2 separate regions of the Homo sapiens genome follow, and region 2 is linked to region 1. Evidence: read pairs that join two places in POLR2A ChIA-PET (ENCODE). Cell type or tissue: B cell. All regions are shown on one strand. Each heading gives the region's core, and the rest is flanking DNA. Links, peaks and the distances in the headings are about the cores only. Region 1 overlaps STXBP2 (syntaxin binding protein 2). Region 2 has its middle 17 kb from the start of CERS4.

Region 1 (2,903 bases), core at 404-2,903:
GGTCCCTACCTGTCCCAACTCAGACCCTGTCTATGATGTCCTATGGCCTCAGCAGGGACCAAAACCCTCACCATGGCCTCACCAGAACCTCCACGTGGTTCTCAGATTGGGTTGCAGGTCAGTACCCTCCCCTCCAGCTCCTCAGGGGCCTCCTGCATTCTCTGGCCTTGGCTTCTGCTCTGCCCTCCCCTCCCTTCCCTTCGCCCCCTTCATTTTCATTCTCTATGCAAATGCTGCCTCCTCTAGGAAGCCTTCCCTGATTGCCCCCAGTCTGGGTGGATTAGATGTGATATGGGCTCCCACAGCCCCTTTTGCCTCAGATTACTCATGTGGCTGGCTGTATATCTGTGCCCCAGAGAGGTTTCTTTTCCTTTTTCTTTTTTTTTTTTTTTTTTGAGATAGGGTGTCACCTTGCCACCCAGGCTGGAGTGCAGTGGCATGATCATAGCTCATTGCAGTCTCAACCTCCCGGGCTCAAGCAATCCTTCCACCTGAAAGTCCTGAGCAGCTGGGACTACAGGCGTGTGCCATCACGTGCCTGACTAATTTTTCTTATTTTTTGTAGAGATGGGGTCTTGCTATGTTGCCCAGGCTGGTCTTAAACTCCTAGCCTCAAGCGATCTCCCACCTCAGTCTCCTGAGTAAACTGGACCCCAGGTGCAAGACACCATGCCCATAAAAAAATTTTAAAAAAATTTAATTTTAAAATTTTTTTGTAGAGATAGGATCGTGTTATGCCGCCCAGGCTGGTCTCAAACTCCTGGGCCCAAGCGATCCTCCCACCTAGGCCTCCCAAAGCACTGGGATTACAGGTGTAAGCTACCTCGCCCGGCCTCTCCTGTTCTATTGGTGCTGTGAGATTCACACCTCACTTGAGTGCTATGGGCTGAACTGTGTCCTCTCCACAAATGTCTATGCTGAAGTCCTGCCCCGCAACTGCCTCAGAAAGTGACTATACTTGGAGATAGAATCTTTAAAGAAATAATTAAGTAAAAATGAGGTCATATGCGTGGGCCCTAATCCAACATGACCAGTTTCCTTGTAAGAAGAGCAGATTAGGACACAGACATGCACTGGGGCGGGGGGAGGAGACTGTGTGAACACACAGGGAAAACACAGCTGTCTACAAGGAAAGGAGAGAAGCTTCAGAAGGAGTCACACCTGTGGACATCTTCATCTTGGACTTCCAGTCTCTAGAAACAGAAGACTATAAATGTGTTTGCTTTGAGACAGAGTCTTGCTCTGTTGCCCAGGCTGGAGTGCAACGGTGCGATCTCAGCTCACTACAACCTCCGCCTCCCGAAGGAGGCGTAGTGTAATTCTCCTGCCTCAGCCTCCCAAGTAGCTGGTACCACAGGTGTCCACCACCACACCTGGCTAATTTTTGTATTTTTAGTAGAGACAAGGTTTCACCATGTTGGCCAGGCTTGTCTTGAACTCCTGACCTCAGGTGATCCACCTGCCTCAGCCTCTCAAAGTGCTGGGATTATAGTTTTGTTTTTGAGATGGAGGTCTCGCTTTTGTCACCCAAGGCTGGAGTGCACTGGCACGGTCTTGGCTCACTGCAACCTCTGCCTCCCAGGCTCAAATGATCCTCCCACCTCAGCCTCCTGAGTAGCTGGGACCACGGTGCACACCACTACATTCAGCTAATTCTATTTTTTTGTAGACACAGGATCTCACTATGTTGCCCAGGCTAGTCTTGAACTCCTGGCCTCAAGTGATCAACCTGCCTTGGCCTCCCAATGTGCGACTACAGGCATGAGCCACGGTGCCTGGCAATTTCTGTTAAGTCACCTAGTCTGTGGTACTTTGTTATGACAGCCCTAGCAAACAGATACACCCACCGAAGGCCCTGATAAGTCCTGCAGTCAGGAGTCTCTGTGAACCCCGTGGGGCTGGGAGGAGAAAGCAGGGAGCGTTTGCTGTGTGCCTCACATGAATACAGCAGAAGCTGAACACAACTCCTGGCATCGTATGCCTACAGGTCCCCTTGGAACAGTTCTAGGGGGGTTGGAGTTCCAGGGTCCATTCTGCTTAATAACAATATTAACGGAGCAGCCAAAATGGTTCCAGTGAAAATGGGGTAGCAGCAGCTGTCATGCTTGCACGCCACCAGCCTTCCTGCGCTATCTCTGTTCTCTCCTCTGCAAAGCAGCTGCTATTTTGGGCTCCCTGTTTTTAGATTGGGAACCCCGGAAGTTGGTCAGGGCCTCACCGCTAGAATATCTTAGAGCTGATATTCAAATGAGAGTCCAATTTTTTTTTTTTTGAGACGGAGTCTCGCTTTGTTGCCCAGGTTGGAGTGCAAAGGGGCAATCTCGGCTCACTGCAGCCTCCACATCCTGGGTTCAAGTGATTCTCCTGCCTCAGCCTCCCAAGTAGCTGGGACTACAGGTGCACACCACCACACCCAGCTAGTTGTTTTGTATTTCTAGTAGAGATGGGTTTTCACCATGTTGGCCAGGCTGGTCTTGAAGTCCTGACCTCAAGTGATCCTCCCGCCTTGGCCTCCCAAAGTGCTGGGATTACAGGCGTGAGCCACCGTGCCCTGCCAAAAGTCCAAGTTCTTAACCTCCATGAGGGCTTGAGATGCCCTCAGGGGCAGGGAGAGGCTAATTCTCCTTCTGAGAGGATAATAGGGGTTGGTGGGGCCTGGGGCACAGGCCTGGCTCAGCACAACTCCCAGGGACTCCCTTGATAAGAAGGTGAGGTAGGCACTGGCTGGCAGAGCGACGGGAAGAGTTTATTTCTCTGGAAAGGGAGGGGTAGGGGGCGGGGCCAGGGGTCAGGGCAGGGCAATGTCCTCCAGCTTCTTGTCCAGTGCCTTCAGGTCATCCAGGAAGCGGGTCGGGGTGAGGATGTGTGAGGAGCCTGTGCAGGGGCAGAGGTTTGGGGAAGAT
Region 2 (2,903 bases), core at 180-2,679, 540 kb before region 1:
AAGAAACCTAGGCCAGGCACGGAGGCTCGTGCCTGTAATCCCAGCACTTTGGGAGGCCAAGGTGGGCGGATCACCTGAGGTCAGGAGTTTGAGACTAGCCTGGCCAACATGAGAAAACCCCATCTCTACCAAAAATACAAAAATTAGCTGGGCTTGGTGGCGGGTGCCTGTAATCCCAGCTACTCAGGATGCTGAGGCAGGAGAATCGCTTGAACCTGGGAGGCAGAGACTGCAGTGAGCTGAGATCATGCCACTGCACTCCAGCCTGGGCAACAGAGCGAGACTCAGTCTTAAAAAAAAAAAAAAAAAAACGAAAAACCCAAAAAACCTACTATCCCCATATATAACCAATTTGTGCTGTGCACCAACAAGAACCTGCTTTAAATTTCCATTGCAATTTACAACCCCCATATTATACCAGGCAAGGTTAGTGGCTGTTGAAAATACCACCAGGACAGGGCTATCTAAAGACACATTCAGTAGTGCATTAACTGTACAAAAAAAAAAAAAGACACTGTGTAGTTTCAAAACAAATCTTACACAGCCTTACATTTCAATTTTTTCTTTTCTTTCTTTTTTTTTTTTTTGAGACTGGGTCTCACACTGTCGCCCAGGCTAGTGTACAGTGGCGTGATCTCAGCTTGCTGCAACCTCCGCCTCACAGGTTCAAGCGATTCTCCTGCCTCAGGCTCACGAGTAGCTGGGACTACAGGCACAAGCCACCACGCCCGGCTAATTTTTGTATTATTAGTAGAGATGGGGTTTCACTATGTTGGCCAGGCTGGTCTTGAACTCCTCACCTTGTGATTCACCCACCTCGGCCTCCCAAAGTGCTGGGAGTACAGGCATGAGCCACTGTGCCCGGCCTCAGTTTTTTTCTTTAAAAAGAGTGAATTGTGTACAAGGGGGTTAAATGCTTAATGGAAAAGAAAAATGAAAGAAAGAAAGAAGAAAAAGAAAGAAAGAAAGAACGAAGGAAAAAGGAAGGAAGGAAGGAACTGCTAGAACCAACTTATTCATCATCGTCTTCTTAATCTTCCCAGCCCAAAGCCTCCTGGGCCCCTAGATCCGGGTAGGGGTGGGAGGGAGGGTCTGAAGGAGAGGGATGCTTCCCAGAGCAGAGGCATTCAAGCTGAATCTCAAAGAACAAGAATGTGCCAGGGGCAGTCAGGCAATTATGCAAAGCTGACTGCAGGTGCAAAGGCCCAGAAGTTGGAAGCTGCACCTTCAGGGCCCAAGGTTAATGATGTGAGAAGCAGCAAGAGCAGGTAGAGATCAGGCTGCAAGACAACCAGAGCTGAAGTAGAGAAAGTCCTTGGGAGTCTCAATAAAGACTTTGATCTAATCTTGGGGGTAATAGGGAGCCATGGGAGAGTTTAGAGCAGGAAGGAACATAGTCTTAGTTGTGTGCCCCAGGAATTCCCCTGGTTGCTTTATTTTCTTTTCTCTTTTTTTGTTTTTTATTTGAGACTCAGTCTCGCTGTGTTGCCCAGGCTGGAGTGCTGTGGCACGATCGTGGCTCAGGGCAAACTCCACCTTCTGGGTTCGAGCAATTCTCCTGCCTCAGCCTCCCAAGTAGCTGGGACTGAAGGCATGCACAACCATGCCAGGCTAATTTTTGTATTGTTACTAGAGATGGGGTTTCACTATGTTGGCCAGGCTGGTCTCAAACTCCTGACCTCAGGTGGTCCTCCCACCTTGGCCTCCCAAAGTGCTGGGATTACAGGTGTGAGCCACTGTGTGGGTCCTTCCTTCCTCCCTCCCTCCCTTCCTTCCTTCCTTCCCTCCCTCCCCTCCTTCTCCTCCTCCTCCTTCTGCTTCCTCTTCCTCTTCTTCTTCCTCTTCCTCTTCTTCTTCTTCTTCCTCTTCCTCTTCTTCTTCTTCCTCTTCCTCTTCCTCTTCTTCTTTCTCTCTCTCTCTTCTTTCTTTTTCTTGAGACAGGGTGTATTTGTCTTTGTCCAGTCTGGAGTGCAGTGTTACCATTGTAGCTCACTGCAGCCTCCAGCTCCCAGGCTCAAGTGATCCTCCTGCCTCAGCCTCCTGAGTAGCTGTGATTACAGGGGCATGCCACCTCATCTAATTTTTAAGTGATCCTCCTACCTGGGCTTCCCAAAGTGCTGAGATTATAGGCAAGAGCCACCATGCCTGGCCATTCCTGGTTGTTTTCTATCGGAGGGGCTGTAGGAGAGGGGGCAGGTAGGAGAAGTGAAGTCACCCAGTGCAGCGTGGGTAAGGTCTAAACAGGACAGAGGGGTGGAAGGAAGATAGGATAATTTTTTTTTTAATTTTTAGAAGCTTTTGTTTAAATATAGCACACATAAGGCCCAGCATGGTGGCTCATGCCTGTAATCCCAGCACTTTGGGAGGCTGAGGTGGGTAGATCGCTTAAGCCCAGGAATTTGAGATCAGCCTGGGTAACATGGCAAAACCCCATCTCTATCATAATACAAAAATTAGCCAGGCATGGTGGTGCACACCTGTAATCCCAGCTACTCGAGGGGGGCTGAAGTGAGAGGATCACTTGTGCCTGGGATTTGTAGTCAGTGGAGATTGTGCCACTGTACTCCAGCCTGAGTGATAGAGTGAGACCCTGTCTCAAAAACAAACAAAGAAGAAGAAGAAAGGAAGAAAAGTGTAGCACACTTTTAGTAAAGAAAACAATGCATAAATTCATAAATGTGGCCAGGTGTGGTGGCTTATGCTTGTAATCCTAGTACTTTGGGAGGCCGAGGCAGGCAGATCACCTGAGGTCAGGAGTTCAAGACCAGCCTGACCAACATGGTGAAACCCTGTCTCTACTAAAAATACAAAAATTAGCTGGGCATCCTGTAATCCCAGCTACTTGGGAGGCTGAGGCAGGAGAATTGCTGGAACCCAGGAGGTGGAGGCTGCAGTGAGCCGAG

What was found. ChIA-PET counts read pairs that join two places held together with the same protein. Peaks named below come from ENCODE experiments on the same cell type or tissue, not always from the same donor. Only the 100,000 strongest peaks of a DNase experiment are listed, where the experiment ranks them.
Region 2: POLR2A ChIA-PET joins it to region 1 with 5 read pairs; 2 of 35 experiments call an interaction of 5 or more read pairs at or near these places.

Annotation. Positions count from the first base shown.
Region 1 is chr19:7,647,696-7,650,598 of GRCh38, reverse strand. STXBP2 (syntaxin binding protein 2) reads right to left here. Exons shown (of 19, transcript NM_006949.4): 19 at 2,726-2,874. The coding sequence ends at 2,789. Among named protein-coding and RNA genes, the nearest start is that of STXBP2, 12 kb to the right of the region's middle. RefSeq lists an enhancer at 1,618-1,667. In B cell, for the core only: no CTCF peak of the experiment used is centred there; no DNase peak of the experiment used is centred there.
Region 2 is chr19:8,190,876-8,193,778 of GRCh38, reverse strand. No RefSeq gene overlaps it. Among named protein-coding and RNA genes, the nearest start is that of CERS4, 17 kb to the left of the region's middle. In B cell, for the core only: no CTCF peak of the experiment used is centred there; DNase peaks (open chromatin) are centred at 498, 1,418 and 1,868; H3K4me3 peaks cover 18 bases; H3K27ac peaks cover 2,500 bases.